5 separate regions of the Homo sapiens genome follow, and all the other regions are linked to region 1. Evidence: chromatin loops called from intact Hi-C (ENCODE). Cell type or tissue: mammary epithelial cell. All regions are shown on one strand. Region 1 overlaps ARHGAP29-AS1 (ARHGAP29 antisense RNA 1). Region 2 overlaps ABCA4 (ATP binding cassette subfamily A member 4). Region 3 overlaps DNTTIP2 (deoxynucleotidyltransferase terminal interacting protein 2). Region 4 holds the start of ARHGAP29 (Rho GTPase activating protein 29). Region 5 holds the start of ARHGAP29-AS1 (ARHGAP29 antisense RNA 1).

What was found. Hi-C counts contacts between places; a loop is a spot of excess contacts. Peaks named below come from ENCODE experiments on the same cell type or tissue, not always from the same donor. Only the 100,000 strongest peaks of a DNase experiment are listed, where the experiment ranks them.
Region 2: a loop joins it to region 1, with 16 times the contacts of the local background. A loop is called at or near these places in 93 of 110 quality-filtered maps.
Region 3: a loop joins it to region 1, with 4 times the contacts of the local background. A loop is called at or near these places in 5 of 110 quality-filtered maps.
Region 4: it touches region 1 in a loop (6-fold over the local background); 73 of 110 quality-filtered maps call a loop at or near these places.
Region 5: it touches region 1 in a loop (5-fold over the local background); 74 of 110 quality-filtered maps call a loop at or near these places.

The regions. Positions count from the first base shown.
Region 1 is chr1:94,333,142-94,338,141 of GRCh38, forward strand. ARHGAP29-AS1 (ARHGAP29 antisense RNA 1) reads left to right here. Exons shown (of 4, transcript XR_002958338.2): 3 at 168-268; 4 at 1,371-1,665. Among named protein-coding and RNA genes, the nearest start is that of ABCD3, 83 kb to the right of the region's middle. In mammary epithelial cell, a CTCF peak has its summit at 2,910 (motif pointing left); a DNase peak (open chromatin) is centred at 2,890; H3K27ac peaks cover 1,262 bases.
Region 2 is chr1:94,059,198-94,064,197 of GRCh38, forward strand. ABCA4 (ATP binding cassette subfamily A member 4) reads right to left here. Exons shown (of 50, transcript NM_000350.3): 12 at 3,915-4,120; 13 at 3,380-3,556; 14 at 1,340-1,562. Among named protein-coding and RNA genes, the nearest start is that of ABCA4, 59 kb to the right of the region's middle. In mammary epithelial cell, CTCF peaks have their summits at 2,415 (motif pointing right) and 4,316; no DNase peak of the experiment used is centred here.
Region 3 is chr1:93,871,752-93,876,751 of GRCh38, forward strand. It overlaps DNTTIP2 (deoxynucleotidyltransferase terminal interacting protein 2), which reads right to left. Exons shown (of 7, transcript NM_014597.5): 2 at 4,517-5,000; 3 at 3,894-4,032; 4 at 1,368-1,463; 5 at 321-485. Among named protein-coding and RNA genes, the nearest start is that of DNTTIP2, 5.0 kb to the right of the region's middle. In mammary epithelial cell, a CTCF peak has its summit at 2,521 (motif pointing left); no DNase peak of the experiment used is centred here.
Region 4 is chr1:94,234,862-94,239,861 of GRCh38, forward strand. It overlaps ARHGAP29 (Rho GTPase activating protein 29), which reads right to left and starts at 2,723. Exons shown (of 23, transcript NM_004815.4): 1 at 2,554-2,723. RefSeq lists silencers at 2,447-2,686, 2,697-2,926. In mammary epithelial cell, a CTCF peak has its summit at 2,124; DNase peaks (open chromatin) are centred at 2,250 and 2,810; H3K4me3 peaks cover 2,929 bases; H3K27ac peaks cover 2,976 bases.
Region 5 is chr1:94,245,161-94,250,160 of GRCh38, forward strand. ARHGAP29-AS1 (ARHGAP29 antisense RNA 1) reads left to right here and starts at 2,708. Exons shown (of 4, transcript XR_002958338.2): 1 at 2,708-2,974; 2 at 4,253-4,359. It also overlaps a transcript of ARHGAP29 not described here. RefSeq lists silencers at 2,468-2,557, 2,578-2,787. In mammary epithelial cell, no CTCF peak of the experiment used is centred here; DNase peaks (open chromatin) are centred at 2,641 and 4,014; H3K4me3 peaks cover 3,010 bases; H3K27ac peaks cover 2,540 bases.

The sequences.
Region 1 (5,000 bases):
GCCATGAGATGTGCGTGACTCACCCTGGAGAGGGGAGCTCCTGTACAAATTGACCATTCATGGTCTTAGTTCTGAACTGCCTTTCTGGACCCTTCTTTCTGTTTCTCCTCTACTTTTGATGCTCTGAGCTAGCAAGTTTGATGTCCTTCTTCTGTTCCCTATTCTAGGTCTGGGCTTGATGTTCACCGATTTTCCCTCAGCTCCGACTGTGGCTCCTCTCAGCTGACTCTGACCCTGCTCTCAGCCGGGCTGCATCTGCCCATCTCAGGTAAACATGGCTGAGCCTAGGTAAACTGTGGGACCTCTCAGCTGGAGCTCCACTCCTGTGCGTGGAACACCTGGCTGGTTTGGCAATTGAATTAGACACTGGGAAGGCATGAGCTGACATCGCTCTTCCTTCAAATATTTGGAAGGGGCAGTTTCCTTATTCACTACGGCCTCGAAGCAGAGAATGAGGAATACTGGGGCACTAAAAGGACTGAGTGTAACTTAAAACAAAAAGGCGCTCGACAGCAGCCAGAGCTACCACAGCTGTCATTTTGTCCTCACTGAAAGGGCTCCAGCAAAGGCTGGATAACCATCAAGTGGCAACACTCTGGGAACGTTTGCAAAGGGAGCCACGCATCCTACAGATAATTTTACCAGCAGGTTTGCAGGTTCCTTCAGCACTGAGCTTCTCAGATTCTAAACTTTTATACTTCTTTGAGTTAAAAAAAAAAAAAAAGTCAGATGCAGCTGGGCGCGGTGCCTCACGCCTGTAATTCCAGGACTTTGGGAGGCCAAGGCAGGCGGATCACCTGAGGTCAGGAGTTCGAGACCAGCCTGACCAATATGGTGAAACCTCGTCTCTACTAAAAATACAAAAATTAGCTGGGCATGGTGGGGTGCACCTTTAATCCCAGCTACTTGGGAGGCTGAGACAGGAGAATTGCTTGAACCCGGGAGGCGGAGGTTGCAGTGATGAGATCATCCCACTGCACTCCAGCCTGGGCGACAGAGCAAGACTCCCTCTAAAAAAAAAAAAAAAGTCAGATGCTTGACTAGAAGGGACAACTCGGAGTGAGAACTGGAGGGTCATTCGTGTGTGGTTGTTGCCAAGGAGGAAATTAAAAACTGAGAAACAGGAGAGTTAAAATCTAAGTTGGGAGAGGGGAACCTCAGATCCCTTCTGAGGATATAGTTAAACTGTCTGTGTTTTCTGTGCCAAACAGAGCAGCTTAGACCTAAAGAATGTCAGCAATTTTCATCCTCCCACACAGCTACTTTATAATAATTAGTTTTACTACTTTTTTTCACAAGCTATTACTTTAATTATTTTAATTAAGTTGTTCATGCACTTGCGTTGCTTACAAGCACTTTTCTTTTTATAGCACATCAATAAACAGCAGAGGGAAACTACCACCTTGGAAGGAGCCAGGCAGTTTCTGCTGGGTAGGCCGCAGCCTGGAACATGGAAGTAGCTTCTTCCATCCTACACTGGAAACCACCCAGCATCCCGGGCCCTCCAGAGAAGAGCCAGACTCCCTTCCCTGGGAAGAGACTATAGTCCTATCTGTATCCTCCGTGGTCATTGCCCCTCAGTCACAGCAATGAAGAGCAAATTACCTGTTTTCTGTATGTTCCTCTGACAACAACTGCCACAGAGTAAATATGAAAGGTTCTGGATGATTCCTTGTCAGCTTTTATTAAAATTCCACATACTTGGCATTTCTTAGCTATCTGGGTTGACTCCTGGTTCCACCCCTTACTAGTTGCGTGACCTTGAAAAAGTGACTTACCTTCTCACATTCTCAGTTTCCATATCTGTCAAGTGTAGGTAAAAGCACCAAACTGGTAGAGTTATTTTGAGAATTATATGAGTTCTGAGTGAGAGGGTGCTAAGACCTTGCTGGTTAGAGTGGTTTTTCAATCCTGATCACCTCCTTCTCCCTCTTAGCTTCTTTTCTCCTCCCCCTCCTGCTTCTAGTCTAGGCTTCTGGCAATTTTGACGTAACAAAAGTGGGATTCCTTCATTCCTGACTTCAGAGCTTTTCCTTACTTCAGTATTGCATGATAATTCTCAAGCCTGTTCTTTACATAAATACAAAAAGGAGAAAGTGAAATAGTAGAGGAACCGACCGATTTGAAGGAGCTGCCACTATTTGATTCCTCCTGTTAGGACATCTGAATGACCCCAAGTTCCTGTTCTTGAGGCTGTTGTATCATATTCTTAAAAGCTATGCATGCATTCTGCTTTGAATGTGTCCCTCAGCCTCATTCTTCTCCACTTGCTGGGGGCCATCCCGCCCCACGGGAAGGTAAGTTCAGGCTCAGAAGGAAAGACACGACAAAAAAATCTTGCTTTTATTTTTGTTGTCTAAAATCATGTTTCATGCTCTTCTTTGAATAAAATCCAGGACTCCAGAGATGACCTGTTACTTTTCTTTCAGCAAGTCTCTAATTTGCCGAGGAGTAAACTTGTAATGAAAAGAAACCAGAACTCCCCAAGGTAGCTCCCCCTCACAGTCATTCCTCAAGGCAGGGGATCTTTAGAGCAGACCTCAAGAACTCCATCCTTTCTGTGAAATAGGGCTGCTAACTCAACACCTGTTAAGTATGATTTTTTAAAATATATTTTTTGTTAAAACTTTGATTAATAGAGACAGAAACTTTCACTCCAAAACCTTTGCTATGATTAGATCTAGAACAGAGACTATTTGGTCTACGTTTGAACTGAAAAGTTTGCCCTTGACCTCGTGAATTGTATTGTTCTAATTAAAGTGATAACTGCAGTATTAGCTTTTATATAATTCCAATAACCAAATCGAGACTGCCCATTTAGGTTTTCAAAAGGAATCTGTTAGCACCATCTTGTGACTATTTTGGTACCGCTTAAAGAACAAAATTTTCAGCCTGAGGCTTGCTTGTGTTCAAAAAGGCGTCTTCTCGCGCCCTCTTGTGATGTGTTACAAAACTGGGAGAAACAACAGATACAGGATAACGCCTGTGGTTCCAGGAATTGCTCTTCCTGCTATCATAGCTATTAGTGATTCTTTGAAAAATCACGGCTATTAATAAAAATCACTTCTATTAATTTTGCTTGTAAGTTAATAAAGCAAATTACAAAGCAAATATATGTAATTTGCTTTATTAATTTACAAATATAAAGTAATATGAGAAATAACAATAAAGTCTCATTGTAACCTCAAAAATGGAAATCAAGGTAGGAGGCTGAGGAGGGTGGATCACGAGGTCAGGGGTTCGAGACCAGCCTGGCCAACACGGTGAAACCGTCTCTACTAAAGATACCAAAAATTAGCCGGGCGTGGTGGCACGCTCTTACTTAGGAGGCTGAGGCAGGAAAATCGCCTGAACCCGGGAGGTGGAGGTTGCTGTGAGCTGAGATTGTGGCGCCACTACACTCCAGCCTGGGCAACAGGGTGAGACTCTGTCTCAGAAAAAAAAAAAAAAAAAACCCACAAAAAGTTAAAGCTGGCCAGCCAAAGAAAACATAAACTATACTTATGCTATTTCCTCACAGCAGCAGCACTTTGGTTCGTAAATGGAAGTGCCCGCCATCTTGGTAACTAAGCTTTCTACACACTAGGTGCTGCTCTAATTTTGTCACATGTGCATTCGCACCACAAAGAGGTAAGCCCTTTACCATAATCCTCATTTCCCAAAGAGAAAACTGAAGCACAGAGAGGGAACTGCCAAGGGCCAGTGACTGGTCAGTGACAGAGCTGGCGGGTGAAGCTGGGACTGAAGGCCAGCCACTGCAGGGGCCGAGGGAGAGCTTTCCCCTTGTTTCTCTGAAGGTTCTCTGAAGAAATCAACTAGCAAAAAGCAGGTTAATTGGAAAAAAGGCATACACATCTATTTAACATGTATATATGGGCGCCTTCAGAATGAAGACTCAAAGATAAAAGAGAAATTGTCCATTTTTATGCTTAGGTACACCACAGTATGGACAGCCATGTAGAAATATGACTGGATGAAAAGAGTATGATCCAATGCTAATAGACTGAATGGGGACGCCCAGCAAAGCCTGTCTGTCTGGATTCTTCTTGGCCTCCTGAGCACCATTCCTTCCTTCTGGGTATGGGGCAGGACCCTGTCTGGAATGGGGGGGGCGGTTATACGACTCATAGTCAAACAAGGTGGGTCAGATAATTTCTTTATAGCCTGTTTTTATGCAGAAAAGTGGAGGGAAAATTAAAGTAGTATTTTTCAGTTTTATGACTAGCTTTGGGGAGAAAAGATTCTGGTTTCTATGACCTGCCTTGGGGGCAGAGGGATTCTAGTTTCTATGACTAGCCTAGGGCAAGTATGGCACTGATAGGGCGGAAGGGCAGAGAAACGGTTTTGCTTCTAAGGGTGCTTCCAAGGCCTTCATTTTGAGGCATTGATTTCTGAGCCCCAACACACCCCTACTTCACACTACCCACGACTGTGACTTTGGGCAGGATTTTAGTGTCTATTGCCACCTGCTTTTAACCTTCATTGTTCTCCTAGCCCTTTAGCAATGTCATCTAAGCACTTGGTAAACGGTGGTGTGAGTCCTGAAAAAAGCACCTGAAAAACCTCGCATTGGAAGTGGACTTTAGGTGTGATACAATTTGAAGTGCAATATAAGAGATATTGATAAAATCTCATTTTAACCTCTAAAATGGAAACAAAGAATATCCTTCCCATTTTTGGCCGGGCGCGTTGGCTCACACCTGTAATCCTAGCACTTTAGGAGGCCAAGGTGGGTGGATCACAAGGTCAAGAGATCGAGACCATCCTGGCCAACATGGTGAAACCCCGTTTCTACTAAAAACACAAAAATTAGCCGGGCATGGTGGCACGCACCTGTAGTCCTAGCTACTTGGGAGGCTGAGGCAAGAGAATTGCTTGAACCCAGGAGGTGGAGGTTGCAGTGAGCCAAGATCACACCACTGCACTCCAGCCTTGTGACAGAGTGAGACTCCATCTCAGAAAGAAAAAAGAAAGAAAGAAAAGAAAAGGAAATCCTTCCC
Region 2 (5,000 bases), 270 kb before region 1:
AGGACACAAACATGTTGGTACTGGGAAAAGAAGCAGACTGAGGGATGGGAAAGAACAAGGGAAACCTAGATAAGGACAAGGGGCTCAGCTCCTCCCCTCATCTCTTAGAACTTTGGTGCCCTTTGCAAATGTAAGCCCACATCCAGGTGGGGTCAGGTTGTTTGAGCAGAATGACCTCTACCTTAGCATTTGTCTTGTTAGGACTCTAGCACAGAGCATAACCAAGGCCACAGATCACTGGATCATGGAGCAACATTAAAAAGACAAAACCTTCAGATTTAGTACATTTTACCGTAAGGAGAAAGGGCAAGATTTGGCTTAACTGGAGATGTGTTGTTTGAACAGGATCTGATGGAACATTTGTGGATCAGGTGGGTACCAGATATGGGCCAGCATGGGATGGGAGACACTCAGCCAGTCTGTGGTCACTACACACACTGCCTAGTGTGGTACAGCACTTCCTATCATGATGGGGAAGAAGTAGAACAAGCTCAATCAGTCCATCTCAGGAGCCTGTAAAGCCTGAAGTCTAAAAATTATACCAAATTCCACCCAATAAAATATAAAAAATGACCTAAATTTATATCCTTATCATTTAACAAGTACAAACTATCATCTACGGTGGAGGAGCTAAAAATGAAGGATAGCAGCGCATTGCAAAATAATGTTTCATTTCCAAGTCTAGCTCTCAGAGGAGTTGCAAGTTTGCAGAGGACAGACCAATAGATGCTGCCTGTGGCTATAAAAACTCCTTATCACTGAGGAAGGATGGACTCCAAATTCCATCCTTTAAAAGAGAGAGAGGTGTTGGAGCTTTTTCAGGCAGCAGAATGTTTTTTGGTGAAGCCATGTAGGAGGTGACCATGATGATGATAAGTAAATAATCCAGATCTCCTCCCCTACTGCTACTGAAAAGGCAAAAGGCTTTCCCCATTTCAACTCTAGCCAGTAGTTAAAATTGTAAGCCCAGGAAAACACTCCCTGAACTGATTTTTTCTGTGTTTGGAAAGAGAAGACCACTTTAATTACACTATCACCCTGTGCAGGGCTCTGCTAATAGCAGCTTCTCCAGATGGTCACGGAATGGGACTGGGAAGTCTGTGTGGACCATGGACCCCTGGGCAGGAAGTGGGAGATGGGAGGATGCTGTGATACAGTGGCTCCTTCAGGAGATTTCGTCTCTTTGAGTGTCTCCCACGTTGGCTAAAAGGAAGGGCTGGGAAGCTAGATGTCACGCTCTCCTTGGTGGCCACATGACTAATCCAGGCACATGAACAGGAGGAAAGGGGAAAGGAACCAAAGTATTCAAGATTTTCTGGGCCTTCTCCATTTGGCTTACCATGATGAATATCGTCAGGAGGAAGATGCTCATCGACATGATGGAGAAGCTGTCCAGGAACCAGGTACACCAAATCACTGCATTGGAGACACCCTGATTTTTCAAGGTCTCCTTCAGTCGCAACTCCTTCTCCAAGACGATGCTCTTCACAGTCATGGAGACAGAGTAGATCCATGCCAGCACCATGAAGATAGGGAAACAGCGGTTCAGGATGATCATGAAACTAAAGCAAAAGGAGAGAAGCAGAATAGTAGAGTGCTCTGTACCTGGTAGAGGCAGAATAAATGTTTGTTGAATGAATGTGTTGAGAACAAAGCCCAGATGGAGGGAAAGGAAAACAGGAAAACCTCCCCTGGACATTTAATGGGCTGGAATCTTTTAACACATTCCATGTTAGCCCTGAAGCATTATTTTTTGTTTATAGCAGAGTGCTGGCTTTCTGGTTAGCCCGGGTGAATGCTCTGCAAGTAAAATGTGTCAATAAAATTATATCCTCTATGTCAAAGATCTTCCCTGTAAGGCCTTGCAAGGAAAAAACTGCAGACTTGATGATGTGGATGGGATCTGAGTAGACAGCTACATGCTGACACTGAAACCCAAGAGGGTGGAGGACTGACAAGGGCAAGTGGTGGTGGTAAGAGCAATAACTTGGCTCCCCAAGGGGTCAGCCGCCCCAGCACAGTCTGCCCTGGAAGGTCAAACCCTAGTTACACAAAAAGACACACAAAATAACTAATCAGTTTGGCACTTTCAGAAGGCGAATGATCCATCAATACATCAGTTATCCAACAGCCACTGGACCCACCACCAGCCATGCACAGGTGGAGGAGACCCTGGTATATCCACCTGGCAAACAGGATAGATTTGATACACTGGAACGACTTTCTTGTGAACTTTACACGTTTTCCCTGTGTTTCATGTGCTAGTAAAGCCCTTGGGATTATTATCTATTGAAAACTGTTGTGTGTTGTCACTGAAAGGGCCCAATTCCAGCATGGGAGGGTTTCACTCAAGGTGGCCCTAGGGAGAGAAGCATATGTTCGTAAAGCATGCACTTCTGGGACTAGCCACCAGAGGACTCTCCCATACCAAATGACCCAGCTCCCTATTGCCTCCCCACACCCACCTCACTTCCCCACCAGCCACTCCCGTCCTGATCCTAAAGTGGACCTGGGCTTTCGCCCCTGGCTCCATTTCCCAGCTCTGCCTATTGTCCGAACCCAAACTAACTGCAGACTGGCCACTGTTATCTCAAGTTTTCTGTAGAGCTGAGGCTGGAAAACCCATTGGACAGTTATTAAAAGAGGGTTTCCTGTGTCCACACTGAGTTTTAGGTGAACTCAATTGTAGATCTCTGCTGCTGTTTTGGTAGTGTGTCTGACCCCATCTATAATGACAAATGAGCCTCCCAACCCTCCACCCCGGCCCTTTCTCTACCACCCCCCAAATCCATATTCAGTCAAACAGTAGGCTGCTTGCTTGGCTTATTCCTGGTCAACAGATATACAGGCCTGGGATGGGAGTGTCCAGGGAGGCAGGTCCTGAGCTCATCCAACACATTCCTCTGCCTTGTCATTGAGCATACATCATGGAAATGTTAGTTAGGGAAGGGGCTGCATTATTCCAGGGCTCCCAGGAACCAGACCTACTGGCCATACAGAGTCCAAAATGAATGCTGATGTGGCAATCATTGGGCAAACATTCTGACCAGAACCCTTCCACATACCAAACATACTACATAGTGGGGAATTTGTCCCCTCCCCCAGCCTCACTTTCCTTGCTTTAATTTTCCCCTTCCCTTTTCCAGCTACAACATCAACTCTTTTCCCTTTCCCACCACTGCACTGACTCATCTGTGCCTGCCTGGAGCTTGGGAGAAGCAGGTTCCTCAGTCAGAGCTCCATGCTCTCCAATTTGGCTCTGGTCCCTGGGGCTCTCTCTAAAGACATGGAAGCCTTGAGGGCACCCCCAGCCCACCCCAGCCCACTCCAGCACCCCCATTAGCGTGTCATGGAGGAGGATCGCGAACTTCAGACTCACGAATCGTCCACGAAGCAGGGGTAGGGCATCTGCTGGAGGTAGATTCCAACTGGAGCCTCCGCCTGCACCTGGCTCCTTGTGATCCCCTGTTCAACCATGTCCTGCAGATAGGCAAACCCGCCCCAGATGTACCGGAAATCTTCCACGGGATCAGCTCTGGGACCAGAATCCCAATACCTGAGAAGACACAGAGGGACAAAGGATGGGAACGGGCTTGGATAGCTCACTCACACCTCCCGACCACAGGGTGACTCGGAACTCATTCTCTTAAAATCTTTCTCCTAAACGCTTCAAAAGGATCCAATTCTATTTCCTAGTCCTCAGTTTAAATCTCAGTTTTGAATATTAGCCACAATGTGACTCTGTAATTGCTTTCATTCAAGGACTCTTTGTTGAGCTTTATAAAATATCTTATTTTTTCTTATTTAACTTAATTTTATTGATTTATGAGTCCAGTCTCAATCCCTTTCTCTCTACCAAATGTAATTTCCCACTGACTTTGGAGAAATGCAGCGAGCCCTTCCTGAAACATCACCTGTCTTTAATCTTATTGGTTTTCTCCACCACGTCTATGTCCATTCGGATCTTATACTTCACGTGGGGTGGTAGAGAGCTGGTCCAGGGATACATGTCAGGGAATACCACTCCGGCCCAGAACATGTTTTCCTCCAGTAGAGAGAGGGCACGTTGGGTGAGCTGAGTTTCATCATTGTAGCTTTCAAACTTATCCAGGACCAAGCACTGCAGAGAGTCACAAAGTTGAGAGAGTGTGAGGAGGACCAACTGCAAAGACTCAACTCTACACACAGAAAGTCACAGGATAAGGGCTGCTGTCCCAGGAAATGGTCAAATGCAAGGAGGCCTATAAACTTAATGTTTGCTTAACTCCAGAGTCTGGTGTTAATTTTTCAACGTGTCCAGATGTAGGGGCGCCAGAGAGCTTGGAAGTGCTGACGTGCTCTTATCCCTGCAGAGCTAGTGAGGACCACACTTTCCAGATGTCCAAGGCTGTCCAAATATGCAAGTCTTCAAAATGACAAAAATACTCCAGGCTTTTACTCTCCAGCATGGGGAGGCGAGGGAGTGGGGTCACACTGGCTACAGCCTGCTTTGAAGATCAGAAAGCCTGACGATTAAAGAGCTTTAAAGAGAGAGAGAAACATTCCTAGCCTTGAACCTTTCTGGCTCTCTCCAAACACACAGGATGGCCAGCTGAGGGAAGAGCAAGGAGGAAGAGAGAAAATAACAGACAGCCAAAATAACTTAGTCAGGGAAATCACTTCCAATTACAATTCTGTGACAAGTAATGCTGGGGGAGGAGGAATTTCTATAATATGCCTCTTTTCTTCTCCTGGAAGAGGAAAAAAAAAAACCATTACCCACAAAAGAGCAGAACTAAGAATGTTTGAAAATTTGAATATGATGGTTGTCCTCCTGTATAGATTTGTTAAAGCACTTATATTGCTATTTGCATCTATTTCCTTTTCTTTAACCTCCTGTTCCTATCATTGTGAGGGCTATTGGTGTCGACATTTCTTTCTTAGCATGTAACTCACAAGAAGTCAGATGGTCTTGTCTTGATTAAGTTGTTCCCTGAATGCATACTGAGAATCTGCAATGT
Region 3 (5,000 bases), 460 kb before region 1:
CCTTTTACCCCTATCCCGTATGGACTCTTGCTGTTAGGCTGATACTATTCATACATTCACATAGTGAACTTTATAGGTTCAACAGGTTTTAGCTGACCTGGAAACCATTTGTAACACCATCTCTCTAAATGTGATCAAATTAAAAGTTAGTGGCTGAATTGGGTAATGGCCATTCTTATATGGCCTATGCAGATATGTTCCATACATTAGGCATGCACAATGGAAATATCCTCTATTTTAGGAGTAAACTTTAAAGAACACTACAGTGCTTTCCAAACTAAAATTCACAGATCATCACCACTATTCTGTTTGCTTCATACCTGGAAGTACTTGGGGAAGCCATCTCTATCATTTTTCTTGTAAAATCTTTTCGGGTCCATGCTGGCTCTCATCTTCAGTGCTTTGAGATCATTTTTCAGTTCATTTGTCATTTCTGGAGCTTTCATACCAAACCAGCCATCCCCTGCTGTTTTTTGTCGTTCTTTCTGAAATTATGATTTCAAAAATAAACATTCTAACAGCTAAGAGTATACATTATAATTCATTTCCCCTGAAGTAACACATACAGAAAATTTTGTAAATTAAAAACAAATGGTTACTTTATTGAAAGCACTTAAATCCAGAATCATAGAGATAAAAGGAATTAAATCACAAAAAGTGACTTCTCCGCTAAATTAGGGACAGGATTATCAGTTTCATAAATGAGGGCTCCGTAAAATCTATTTTCTGTCTCAGAGAGTAACTGCTGACTTGCTGGGAGAATAACACACAACTTCAATTTTTATTGTCTAAAACAGACTATATGCAGTAAGAAAATGTATAAAAACACTTTCGTTTCTAGAGCTTATATGTAAACATTTTTATTCAGTCACCCAGGAGTCTCAGAATGCCACTCATACAAGGATCCAGAACCTTGTGTTATTTCTACAATAAAACAAAATACTATTCTTTAGAAAACTCCTACAAGTTATTTAATTTTGTTTCATTCATACAACAAGTATTTAGTTAGTGCCTACCATGTGCCAGGGTGCTCCATATTACAGTAACATTACTAGAATACCATCCTCAACTTTCCTTCAAGCTCTCTGGATAACTAGTCGAAATGGCAGATAGAAGTAATCTATATATATATATATTTTTTTAAAAAACCTCTACTTATAGATGCACTATTGTGGCTGCAAAGATGTGAAAATCTATACATAATGTGTTTATGGTACTATATTTTACAGCCCTTAGAAATCTGTAATTATTTTCTTTGGACTCATATATAGACCAACAGATACAGTTTAATTGTGCAGTTATGTTGTATAAGCTGAAAATATATAGCCAAACATATCTAAGCATTTTAATTAAGTCACTGTACTTACTCTGCGTTTTTTCTGAAGTTGATACTTTGATTCACTATATGGTGGAACACAGTGGTTTTTTTCAAAATCAGGTGTAATGACGGCTTTCTGCAGAAGCTATAAAAACATAAAATTGGTTTTAAAATAATGTCAGAATGTTATATAAGTTTTTCAACAGTTTAAACTTCTGTAAGTTTTAAAATTTTTAGTCAGCCTGGCAAAGTGGCTCACACCTATAATCCTAGTGCTTTGAGGAGGCCAAGGGAGGAGGATCACTTGAGGCCAGGAGTTTTAGACCACCTTGGTCAACATAGCAAGACCCTGACTGTAAAAAAAAAAAAAAAAAGAAAAGAAATTAGTTGGGCATGGTGGCACACACCTGTAGTCCCAGCTACTCAGGACGCTAAGGCAGAAGGATCACTTGAGGCCAGGAGCTTGAGGCTGCAGCAAGCTATGACTGTGCCACTCACTCCAGCCTGGGTGACAGAGTGAGACCCTGTCTCCCCCCAAACCCAGCTCCCTCCCAAAAAAAAAAAGAAAAAAGAAAAAAAAGGCCAGGCACGATGGCTCATGCCTATAATCCCAACTCTTTAGGAGGCCAAGGCAGGACAATCACTTGAGGCCAGGAGTTCAAGACTAGCCTGGGTAACATAAGAAAACGCCATTTCTCCAAAATAAATAAATAAATTTGTGCAGTCAAATCTGTTTATCTTTTCCTAAATGATTTCTGTACTTTTGTTACTTGACTAGGATGATTATATTCTCCTAAAACTCTGTGTGACTAAAGGAACCTCAGGTTAATTAGTATTTTTCTCAGTACAAGAACCAAGTAAGACTGCTCTGTAGCCCTCAAAATAGTTTACAGGAATATAGTACAAGCATTAATTTGGGACTGACATTTGAAATGATCAACTCAGAAATTAACAGTCAGGCACACAATTCAGGTTCAGGCCTAGATGTTTCTGTGTGGTATAGGTAGCCGTCTAGGCTTTCCTATCACTCATAAAAGGGGGCATGATATTTACTTAACAAATGATTAAGAGTTTGCTGTGAGTCAAGTACTGTAGTACATTCAAGGACAGTGGTTCTCAACTGGGAGCATCTGGCAATGTCTGGAGACATTTTTGGTGGTGGTGAGGATAAGGAAGAATGCTACTGACATCTAGTGGGCAAAAGATAGGGATGCTGTTAAACATCCTACTATGCACGGAACATCTCACAACAAAATTATGCAGCCCAAAACATCAGTAGTGCTGAGACTGAAAAACCCTGTTTTAGGAATATAAAGAAAAGATGGTAAGTTAATATATCACATGATCAACAATGAATCAGATCTATGCTAGATGTTATGGAAACAGAGGGGTTGTGAGAAGGACTGGAGGTAAAATATTCCCCAAGGGCAACGATCAATTATTTTGCACTTGCTTGGGGAAAAGCAGGGTAAGTTCAGGCAACTACAGTAGTCTTCAGTGGCAAGAATAGAGCAGATGACAGCTGGGTGGGGTAGAGAGGTACTTTGAAGGATTCAAGAGAATACTGTCACATCTGTGTGTGTGGTGTGTTTTTTGGGGCAGGGAGGAGAGATGTGGTCTAGCTATGTTGCCCAGGTTGGTCTCAAACTCCTGGGCTTAAACAATTCTCCTGCCTCAGCCTCCCAAAGTGCTGGGATTATAGATGTGAGCTACCTTGCCCAGCCGGATTTGTGTTTTTAGACAGAGAAATCTAGAAGTGTGGAGGATGGCTTGAAGAACAAGATGAAAACAAGATCAATAAGGAAGCCACTGGAGTAGTCCAGATGAGAAGCAAAGGCCTGCACTAGCTGGTGACAGTCGCTTGAAAAGGAGGAAGCAGAGAAATATCTTCCCCTAGAGGCTTGGTGACTGACTACAAAAGGAAAAGAGAGTTTGGTTTCATTAGCCAGAAAAAAGAATACAAGAAGAGGATTCCTGGTTCAGGCAGGGAAAGGGGAATTAGTGACGTCAAGTACCTGAGGACATCTAAATGAACAAATAGGTACTTGGATTTAAAGGTCTGAAAGTGACAGTGAGAAGCATCAAGGCTAGAAAATATAGATTTAGGAGAAAACAGTGCAAGGTGTTGGCTAAAGCTAAGGGTTTGGGTAAAGTTACCTTAACAGTAATTCCTTCTGAAATTATATGTAAAATGTCTATATGCACATGTGCATTTTTTTCCGGGTGGAAGAGGCAGGCAGGCATTCACAGCTTTCAGATTCTCAACAGTCTACACTAGTTAAGAACTTAAGAACTAAAAGTATAGCAAGAAAAGGGAAAAAAACAAAACCCCTGGGATCATAATTGGTGGGTGTAAGATGAGGAACACTGACCCTGTATTGATTTATTTTTAAAGCATTATCATTCATAGATAGGATTTTATTGTAAAAAGAAATGACTGTTTTAGAGAGAAGGAAAAAACTAACACATTAGGCCAATGTGGTTTCACTGTAGGAAAATTAAGTCTTTTACCAAGGACTAATTTCTAAAAGTGATTGGTTAGTTCTGTGAAAACCTAACAGCACAATTAACTTACCTCATTTTTCTTTTTCTCCTTGATCTGTGTTAGGGTTCTCTTGTTAGACTGTAGTTTATCTGCATTAAAATTAATATACAAACCACCCAACTGCTTGATACTCAGACCAGGGTCTATGCTGCTGCTTGTCAACTTCAGACTGAAAAAGAAATCATCACTTAAAGATCAAGTAATTAAATCAAAATGGAAACATATAAGATGGCATTTTAAAAAATCACTTATTCTTCTCTTCCCTTGTATTGTCCACAATAAAGAAAAAAAAGCATCTTATTTTTATGAGGAATTCCTGAAAAAAAACTCTAAATAAATATATTTTTCATCATTTTATTTTATTTTTTGAGACAGGGTCTCACTGTTGGCCCAGGATGGAGTGCAGTAGTGACCACTGCAGCCTTGAACTCTTGGGACTCAAGTGATCCTCCTACCTCAACCTCCCTGGGTGGCTGGGACTACAGGTGCACACCCAACACCTGGCTCCATAATGTCAAATGAATGAGCCATTCCATGAAGAACCCAAGGCAGTGATTTTCTCATTCCCCAGGCTAACATTTCATATTTTTATGGTAAATTAACCACTTGAAATACATGTATCAAAAACTTATAAAAATAAAGGAAAAACTTACAGTTTAGCCTTTGTGCTATTTAGGAAGTCTTCTTCATCACTAAACTCATCTTCATTTTCGTCATGGTCTGATGAATCTTCTTCACTTTTTTCATCCTCTTCCTCTTCTTTTTCTTCCTCAATGGCAACCTCACTTGCCTTGTCTTCCTCTTCCAAGTAAAAATTTTTATCAGCACTCATTCCAGGAGTTGTGTCAATTACAAACAATGCATTGTCACATGACAGACTTCCTGTGTCTCCACTTAATGACTCCCTTTGGCCACTATTTTCAACAAAACATAAAGTATCCTCTTCATTCTCACTGTTTTCAGACTGTTGGCTTTCATCACTGCTGAGAACTAGTAAGACAGAATTATCTTTACCCTGAGATGTGTTGGGCGCAGACGTGTATAGTTTGGTATCACATTCAAAATCTACATTCCCTTCACTGTTCATGTCTTCACTGACACTTATAACTGTGGACTCTTCTTCATCATCACTACCAC
Region 4 (5,000 bases), 98 kb before region 1:
TGGTCACTGTCACTGGTAAAGATGGTTACAAAAATTAAAGACATTAAAACAATTTACCTATTTTAGCAGAAATAATTTACTTTAAGTAACTACATGTAAAATAGTAACCCAAACTTTCAAAGTGTTTCAAAACTGCTGGAACATTTTTAGACAAGACTTAAAAAATCTGCAAAAAACAAACACAGCAACAACAACATCAAACACATGGCAAGGAGAAGAGGAACTCTTTTCCTCTTATAAAAAAGGATTATACCCTATCTCTAGCCAGCATTATAATGATTAATGTGCTGATTTTGTTATATATTACTACTTTTCATATTCCAGAGTAAAAAAAGGAAACATTACAATTGAAAAAACGTTTAAAATAACAAACTTAACCCAAGCTTTCATAAATGAACTATGATAATGAGAAGCTGGAACAATACACACTTTCCAAGATCATATACACTACTTTCTCATGCGCGAAAATGAATATTCTCTTGTTGGAAGTAACATAAAACTTAGTTACTAACAGACTGCAACTGGCAACTTAATTAGGTAATGACGCATGCAAAGTACTTAGCAGAGTGCCTGGTTCATCATAAAGATGAACCATAAAGAAAAGTCATTATTACTAGCAGTGCTTTATTGTGGGAAATTGTTTTTGAACAAGATGTGGCTTCACTACAATACATAAGTGGATTGTGAGCAAGAAATACAGGACTGGAAACAATTGTAGAAACTTAACTGACTCTGTGGAAACCTACTAAAAAGCTTCCAAGTGAAATTTGAACTGTGCAAATAGACTTGTGCAAAATATTTTTGACACACTAATTCTGGTGCATCTCTTTCAACTTCAAACCAACAATATTAAAAACATGTATTATCCACTTCTCAAAGAATTCTCTAGCAAGTAGAAAATTACCGTGCAAAACCACTTCCATTGTATGTTGTAAATCTAAGTGTTGTGTGCATTAGAAATGTAGACACAAACTTCCTATCCCCCACGACTGCAGGAGCCTGTGTCAATCAAATGTCCGCTGCCCCACGCATGCCCCCTGCCAAATGCACATTACGGCAGTAGTTTCATTTTAGGCTCTCTAATTGAAGTGTAAAACTGCCCCCAAACATCTATACTTACTATTTCCCATTCTACCATTTCTTCTTGAGGAAAAATTGCCAGATATTTCAGAAATCTGCTATTTCAGCACAATTTCAGATTTGGCAAGAATCTACTTTGAGATGCTAAAAAGATTAGATGAGCTCATCCTAAAACGATGATTAAATCTTTATGGTTTTAAAAAGCACTCTCCACAAAAACAGAATAGGGACATGTGAGAAAGAGTTTTATCAATACTATGCAAACAATTTTTAAAGGAAGGCATGCAATACACATGCACTTCATTTCTGTACAGTTTGAACCTAGCACGCTTTAAAAAGAGGAAGCTGCCCAGCATCCCACCCCTCCAGAATGTCTAGCATTCCTGGCAGGCAGTACTCTCCTTTGACCAGCCAAAACTACTCTTTGCCAAAGAGCAAGTTCCTCATCCAAGAATTTAAACAAAGAGGGAAGAATGGAGCAACCAAAATGGACAGCCGACGGTGGTAACGACGGACAAAAGATAAACTATAGACAAGAGATACAGTCACAGAGACAGATGGAGAGAAGGGAAGGAGAGCTCAGCTCCTGCCATTAGCAGGTAATATCCTGCCCTCCGAAAACATTTGGGGCCAATACCCTCTGAGAAAGTTTTAAAAAGATAAACATAGAGACAAGAGGCTCGTCAGTCACGAGGGTTCCACCTTGAAACGTCCAACTCCAGCTCACCCGCCCCCCAAAAAATTTTTTTTTTTAATTAAAACTGTCAAACCCCAAAACACGTCCACAATTGAACTGGGACAAACCTCTGAGACTGAGGAAAACTCTCAACGAAACCCAAAAAACACAGACCAGGAGAAAATGCACCACGGAAATCCTAAAATATCTCAGGAATGAGAGCCCAACTGGAGTGAGGGCTGCAGTCAGGGCAGGTGGGAGCGGGAATAGAATCCAGGCAAGAACACAGACCCATAGTGATCAGGAGCACGGATTCCGGAGCAAAAGCGCCTGGGTTTAGGTCCTGACGCTGCCAACCACTAGTCTGTGTGCTTGGGCAGGTTTTTAACCTCGGTTTCCCCGTGTGAACCGAGTCGAACAATCATGGAGTGTTCTGAACATTAAAAGAGTTAAAATGTGCAAAGGCTTCAGAACAGCAGGCGGACCCGTTGTACGCGCTGTGTGCTAACTTTAATTACGATCGTCACCGTCTGCTCCCGGCCACCGCTGGCGTCCTCCCCAGCTCGTCCGCGCCTCCCTCGCCGGGCGCGCCCCTAGCCCCGGCCGGACCCTTCCCGTGGACTCCAGTCCTGGCTCGAGGACACCCGTCCCTAGCGCAGCCTGCCACCGCTTCCACTCGGGGCCGCCCCGCGGGCCTCCCGGACCCTGGACGGCAATTCGCGGGCGCTCGCGCGGGCAACCCCAGCCCGGAGCCACGACCGCCGCGGCCGGAGCAAGCGCCACCTCCTCACACTCACCACGGCGCTCCATCTCGCGTGCCGGACGCGGACGCCCGCCCCACACCTACGGCCGCCGCCACCGCCGAGGGCTGGAGCTCGCTGCCCCCATCCCCCACGGCCTGCGGACGCCCGGCCAAATCTCAGCCGCAGCCGCAGCCGCAGCCACAGCCACAGGCACCACCACCACTGCAGCCGCCACCGCCCCTGCAGCTACCGCCACGGCCGCACCGCCCGCCCGCCAGCCCCGCCCCCTGGAGCCCAGCCCATTGGCCCGCGCTCCCGGGGGCGGGGCCGGCGACCGCGGCAGGTACGGGAGGCAACTAGCTCGCGCGCAGAACGCGACCGTCAGTTGCGCGCGGCCGGACGCTGTCCCAGCATCACGGGCTGCGTCGGCTGCCCTTTTGGCTTGCAGGGGACAGGCAGAGCGACTCAGAGAAAAGTCACCTGAGGACTAGATGCGGCTAATGGCCAGATGAGCAGCTACATTTCTTATGAGACACTTCTGTGGATCGCCTTTTTCCTCCCTCTTCCAGGGGTTAGGGCCTGGGGAAGGGCGCCACACGTCTGAATGAAGAATGAACTACCTCAAAACCAGCCATCTACTCTGCCCCTCTGCCCTCTATGGAGGGTAATAGTTTCCACTTAGGCCTATCTGTATTTTTTTTTTTTTTTTTTTTTTTTTTGGAGACGGAGTCTCGCTCTGTCGCCCAGACGAGTCTAATGGCGTGATCTCGGCTCACTGCAACCTCCGCCTCCCGGGCTCAATTGATTCTCCCACCTCAGCCACCTGAGTAGCTGCGATTATAGGCACCCATTACCACGCCAAGCTAATTTTAGTATTTTTAGTAGAGGCAGGGTTTCGCTATGTTGGCCAAGCTGGTCTCGAATTCCCGACCTCCCGACCTCAGGTGATCCACCCGCCTCAGCCTCCCAAAGTACTGGGATTACAAGCATGAGCCACTGTGCCCGGTCCTTTCTTTCTTAGCTGCACTTTCAAACTCACTTCATAATGAGAAGAAAAAAAAAAGTCTGAGAAAGATGGAATAATTATAGCAAGCAGGGCTAGAAAGCACATAGTCCCTATATCACACCACTCGCTGGAACAAGCGATGGCACTTACCTCAGTGCTGGAACATTCAGAAAGAACTCATAGAGAAACAGAGGAAAAAACACAGGGAGGGAGACTGTGGGTAGCGCTGGGGTCTGCGAGAAAAATGACCACACACGGGAGAAACAGAAAAAGACACAGGAGAATGTGCTGAGGAAAACTGGAAAGAAAATGAGGTGCAGACACAGGAAAAGGGAAGAAAACCAAGGAAGGCAGAAATAAGTGAAGGCAAAAAGAGAAAATAAGGAAGAAAAATAAAAGGAGAGACTACCCACTTAACAAACAGAAAAGTAAGTGAGCATGACAGAACCAAAAGTAGGGTAGCGGGGCAAGAGAAAAACTCATTGACAAAGAAAGAGAAGAGGGACATCTTACATAGACATATCTTTGAACCCTTACAGGAAAAACAATGCTAAGAAAATACAACAAATTTGGCTCCTCAGGTGCTACTTAGAAAAGATAAATAAGAAAACTCAGCTCCTTGGTTACTTTGGCACCATACTGGATTTTTTGGACTCAACTTACACAGATTTTCCCCTCAAATCCCCAAAATAATAGTAACAAGGTCCTGCCACAAATAGGAAACCTCAAAAACCAAAATTCCTTCTAATCGTGCTGAAAAAGAAAAATGCGCCAAGGACTCTCACCATGGAAGCCAATGATGCCTGAACTGAAGCAAACTAATAAGAGGAGACAAAGGAGTCCCCAGGCCAAGGGGAGGCTGAACAGTGCAACTACGATTCAATCATAAGTAAGGTTTTTGGAAGGAAATTTTTGAGGAAGTCCCTCAACCTCAAACACCCTCTTAAGTCTATTTTAAAATATATTATTTTGCACTTATACACCATTTCCCTTAATAAAGAGGACTGTGTTGCTGACTAAAATGGAACTGGAAGCATCACTGACAAAATCATGAACAAGTTCCTGATGGAGAGAGAGGGTGTATGGATGGAGGTGGGGGTGTGACAAAGAGAAAGGAGCTCACAAGGAGGAGAGAAAAGCAGGGAAAGAGAGACAAAGGGAGAGACAAATATGTGAGAAGGAAAGAGAGACAACAATAAAGGAGAAAGAAAGACAAGAGGGAAAGAAGAAAGAAATATGCAGAGATAAGGGGAAGCAGAGAAAGAAAATGAGATGGAGAGAGATAAGGAAGATAAAAGAGACAAACAGAGGTGATAGAGACTACCCACCGATAGAGAAAGGAAAGAGGGTCATTTCTCACATGCAAACAGTTCTGGGGGAAATGAAGCCAATTAGGCTCTGAGGTTTTACCTTAAAAATACAAACATAAGAATCCAAGGCTCCTTGATTACCTGCTTCCACAATTATTTTTCAGACTTAATTTTTAAAATTTTTT
Region 5 (5,000 bases), 88 kb before region 1:
CACTTTGTGAAACAGCCTGGCAGTTTCTTACACAGGAAATGTACATTTAACATACAACCCAGTAATTCTCCTTTTGTATGCATCCAAAAGAAATGAAAACATATATTCACCCCTAAACTTGTATACAAATGCATAGCAATTTTTTTCATGATAGTCAAAAACAAAACAACCCAAACTCCATCAACAGATAAACAAACTGTGGTACAGCCTTACGATGGAATACTATTTAACATTACATATCCATGACATAGGAAAAAATCATAGATGAATCTCAAAAGCATTAAGCTAAATGAAAGAAGCCAGGCACACACACACTGTATATCTTTGGTATGATTCCATTTACATAAAATTCTAGAGAATATGAACCTAATCTTAAATGACAAAAGAATTTCGTTGCCTAGGAATGCAGTGGTGGTGTAGGTGTGGGGGAAATTGCGAGAAGCCTTTCATTTCCTCCACTAAAAATAAAGCATCCCTTTACTTTCCCATAGGATATTCAACATACTTGGGAAACTCACGATATTATACCTTGGGCCCCATCAATATTGTCTATTGCTACCGAAGATGCAAAGGTTCTACAGGACTGTCTACCACAAAATGGGATCAGACTAAATTTTCTTAGTGAATGCTGAATGAATAAGTGACACGAGAATGAAAATTCTTTAGGGTGACTTCTGGGCATGAACTTTGTTCAATGTGGTTATACTAACCCCCGGGACCAAGAGCAGTGGCTATAAAAGCCCATGTTCCTAGGTCAAGAGCCTTTACATGTGAGGAAGTGAAGGTGCTTACAACTGAGGTAGATACACTATTTTAAGGAGGTAAGGGGAGCAGTAATGACCAACCACTATACATTCTTGGGCAGCGCTTTTCTACATCTCAGCCAAAGTTCTATTTCCTGCCAAATTGGGGACTAAAACATTTTCTACTCAGGTCTATTCTATTTTCTTCAAGTTCACTCTTAAACTCTTCTCAGAATCATCAGACAAGAACTGTATACATACTGTAAAGCTCATGAAGCTTAAGCATCAGGGTTGCTTACTTACACAGTTCCTGTAACAAGGAGGCATTTTGAAATAAGCATTTCTGGCAAACTGCGTAAAGAAATCACTACAGAAAGGGACCTAATCTCCAAGACTCCCATAATTTTGTTGTGATTCACTCATTCTGAATATTCACTTTCATATCTAATTTTGAAGTATTTTTCTTGAAAGGGGAATCTCCTCTCCCAAACTGAATGAGGAGGAAGCGAAGCTAATTCCCAAAGATTAATAAAGAAAAAGGTAAATGTAGAACAAAAAGGTACTTAGAACTTTCATAAAACATCTCCTAACATTCCCCTTCCCCCCGCCAACCCCTCCATCCCCCGCCCAAAAAAGATCCATCTTTAGAAAACAGAGGATGTCAAAGATCCAAAAAAAACAATGTGGAACGCCACCCTTGGTTTTTAAAGAGGGGTGGTGGTGGTGAAAAGGTGAGATAAACTAGGACAAATCAGAGGGGCTGAAAGACAAGGGAGGAACGTCCTTGGCTGCTCTGTTTAAACCAAGGCAAGATCCTCCCTGGGAACACCGGGTTTCTATCACAGACCGGGTCCTGGGACACCTAGTGAAACAAACGCACAGGGGTCCGCTCTCTAGGTGGTAGGTGCAATCTCCCAGCTTGTCCCTTCCTATTTTGCAGAGCACACGACTTGCCCTAGAGCCATGGCTGGGAAAAGGTGGAAGGGCGAGACCAGGCAGTAATGAGTGGGGAGAGAGAAGGGGAGGAGTAGGGTGGGAGGGAACGACAGAGACGCTCCAGAAGGGGCACACGGTGAGAATGCGCAAGACGGTGTTTTACAACCTTAGATCTCCCTCCCCCAAAGTAATAAATAGCCAGGGTCTAGGTGAGGTGAAGTGCAATAAGAAAAAGTAAATATGGAACATGAGATGTCTGTTTTACTCAGCCTTTGCATGTGTCAGACTGAAATTTCAGAAAACGTCACCAAACTTCCAAAAAGCATCCCCAGTAAGAAAGACGGACTTGAGACCCGGTGAAGAAAACCAATGGGGTAAGGGTAAAGGAGCCCCTGAATTCCGCAGTGAGGCGATGAGGGCTGGTGGCTAGCAAAGGGAGCGGGGCTGAGACACGCTCGGGGAGTCCTGTAAGGGGAGGAAAGTCCACCCGGCCAGCTTCTCCCCTGCTGCCCGCCGGCGTCACACAACTCAGAGCGCGCACCCGGGGTCCGCGGCGTACCGGCAGCGCCCGCCCGCGTCCTCTCGCTCGTCCGCGCCTGCCTCGCCGGGCGCGCCCCTAGCCCCTGCCGGACCCTGGACGGCAACTAGCCGGCGCCCGCGCGGGCGACCCCAGCCCGGAGCCACCACCGCCGCGGCCGAAGCGAGCGCCACCTCCTCACACTCACCACGGCGCTCCATCCCGCGTCCCGGACGCGGACGGCCGCCCCACACCTACGGCCGCCGCCACCGCCGAGGGCTGGAGCTCGCCGCCCCCATCCCCCACGGCCCGCAGACGCCCGGCCAAGTGGCAGCCGCAGCCACAGACACCACCACCACCACCACCACAGCGGCCGCCGCCTTTGCAGCTACCGCCACGGCTGCGCCGGCCGCCTGCCCCGCCCCTTGGAGCCCAGCCCATTGGCCTGGCCCGCGCTCCCGGGGGGCGGGGTCGGCGACCGCGGCAGGTTGGGGCGGCTGCTCGCTCGCGCGCAGAACGCGGCGGTCAGCTGCGCCCGGCCTGAAGTTGTCCCAACCGCGGCCGCGTCGGTCGCCCTTTTGACTTGCAGCAGGGCGGGCAGAGCGACTTAGAGGAAAAGTGACTTTTTGTACCCTCCTGCAGGGAGCAGGTTCTCTGTCCTTGTTTAATTAGACATTTCTCAGGTGGGCACTTTGAATTCCTTCCAGTCAAGACTCAGGTGTTCAACTTGTTTTGTCGGCCGTCTTCCTCCACCCTTCTTCTCCCATTCAAAACAAAAGTACGTTTTGTGCTTAACTTTAAAACTCCCCCCACTCTTTTCTGTCTTCAACTGATTGTCACTTTCAGCAAACCAAATAAATTACTCAAAACATCAGCTATTATACAGTCCCCGACACATGGCAGGTGCTCAGTAGATGCTAGTTGATCGCATGTCCCCTAACCACGCTACCTGCTTCTTACCATTAAGTGCTCCTTCAGTCATGGGACTGATCAACACGGTGGAGGAAGCCGCAACCAAAATAAAACATTTATCTAGATGTTGGATCACACATCATATCATGTATGGAGGAAAACAAAACACTGCATTTATATATAATATATATTAGTAACACTTACCAACTCTACTAAGAATACCTTTCCTGTCACCTGTGCTGACACATAAGCACTCCATGAATATTAGCTGATTAATGGGTAAAATTATGGAAAGGGAATTTGGAAAAATCACTTAATGGCATCTTCCCTTTAAATATTTTTCAAAAAGATTAAATATCTGTCATATTCTTCACCCTTCTTCGTTAGGAGAAATATATTTGAAAACATTGTCAAAGGAAGATGTTTTTGTTTTGTTTTGTTTTGTTTTAGAGAGAGACAGGGCCTTGCTCTGTGCTCAGGCTGGAGTGCAGTGGCACAGTCATAGCTCACTGAAGCCTTGAACTCCTGGACTAAAGGAATACTCCCATCTCAGCCTCCTGAGTAGCTGGGACTACAGGCTTGTGTCACCACACCCAGCTAGCTCTGTTGTTTATTTTTATGTTTTGTGGAGATGGAGTCTTCGCCATGTTGCCCAGGCTGGTCTCAAACTCCTGGCCTCAAGGGATCCTCCTGCCTCATCCTCCCAAAGTGCTGGGATTAGAGGCATGAGCTACCACACCTGGGTCATTTTTATAAGTAAATATGATTATTAACTGAGAAAGGGTGAATGTCAAACATCTGCTATGTGGGATAAATGGCTGTGTTTGGCAAAGAAACTAAAAAATAAGGGGCAATATCTCCACCAAATCCTCTAACACTGACTCAGCATGTGCCCTGAATCATCTTATAAGCCAACTAGGTTTTTTACCTATAAATGTTTCTTCACTAAAGTGGCTCATGATCATGGTTTTGGAGGACGAGGACTAACAGACACACAAACAAGAAATCAAAGGCATAACTGGATAGTGCATTAATAATGAAGCATGTATGACAGATGATGTGGTATTGTTATTTTATAATTACAGTATATATTAACACATATCCACTCTGCTTATTGAAATATTTTTCATTCCTTCCATGATAGAGAATCCTGCCTCTGCTCTGAAGCCTTTCTGTTCGCTCCAGTGAAAATTAGTCATCCACCGGGCGCGGTGGCTCACGCCTGCAATCCCAGCACTTTGGGAGGCCGAGGTGGGTGGATCACTTGAGGTCGGGAGTTCAAGACCAGCCTAACCAGCATGGAGAAACCCCATCTCTAGTAAAAATACAAAAAATTAGCCAGGTGTGGTGGCGCATGCCTGTAGTCCCAGCTCTTGGGAGGCGGAGGCAAGAGAATCGCTTGAACCCAGGAGGCAGAGGTTGTGGTGAGCTGAGATTGTGCCATTGCACTCTAGCCTGGTCAACAAGAGTGAAACTCCATCTCAAAAAAAAAAAAAGAAAGAAAATTAGTCATCCTATTTGACATCATATTGTACATAGGATACTATTCTTGTGGCACTTATGGTTTTGGTGCCATGGTTTTTGGCAGTGTTTATGCTAATTAGATTGAAAGTTCCACAGTACTACATTAGTTAGGTCTGTATCTAATACAGAATGGGCCCCCACTAAGAATTTTCTGGAGGGATGTTGAGGGCATGAATGGTAGGCCCAGCAGTAAAAATTCTTCCAGTGTGATTTTTTTTTTAAATCACAAACTGCACTCAACTTGGTTGTATCTAGTAGAACCAAATATGATGGTCACAAAAACCTCATGTCTAAAGCAAAGCCTATCCCAGATATCCTGTTCCCTGAGGTGAAGGGACTGATCACAAGTGTGCATGTTCCATGTGGGT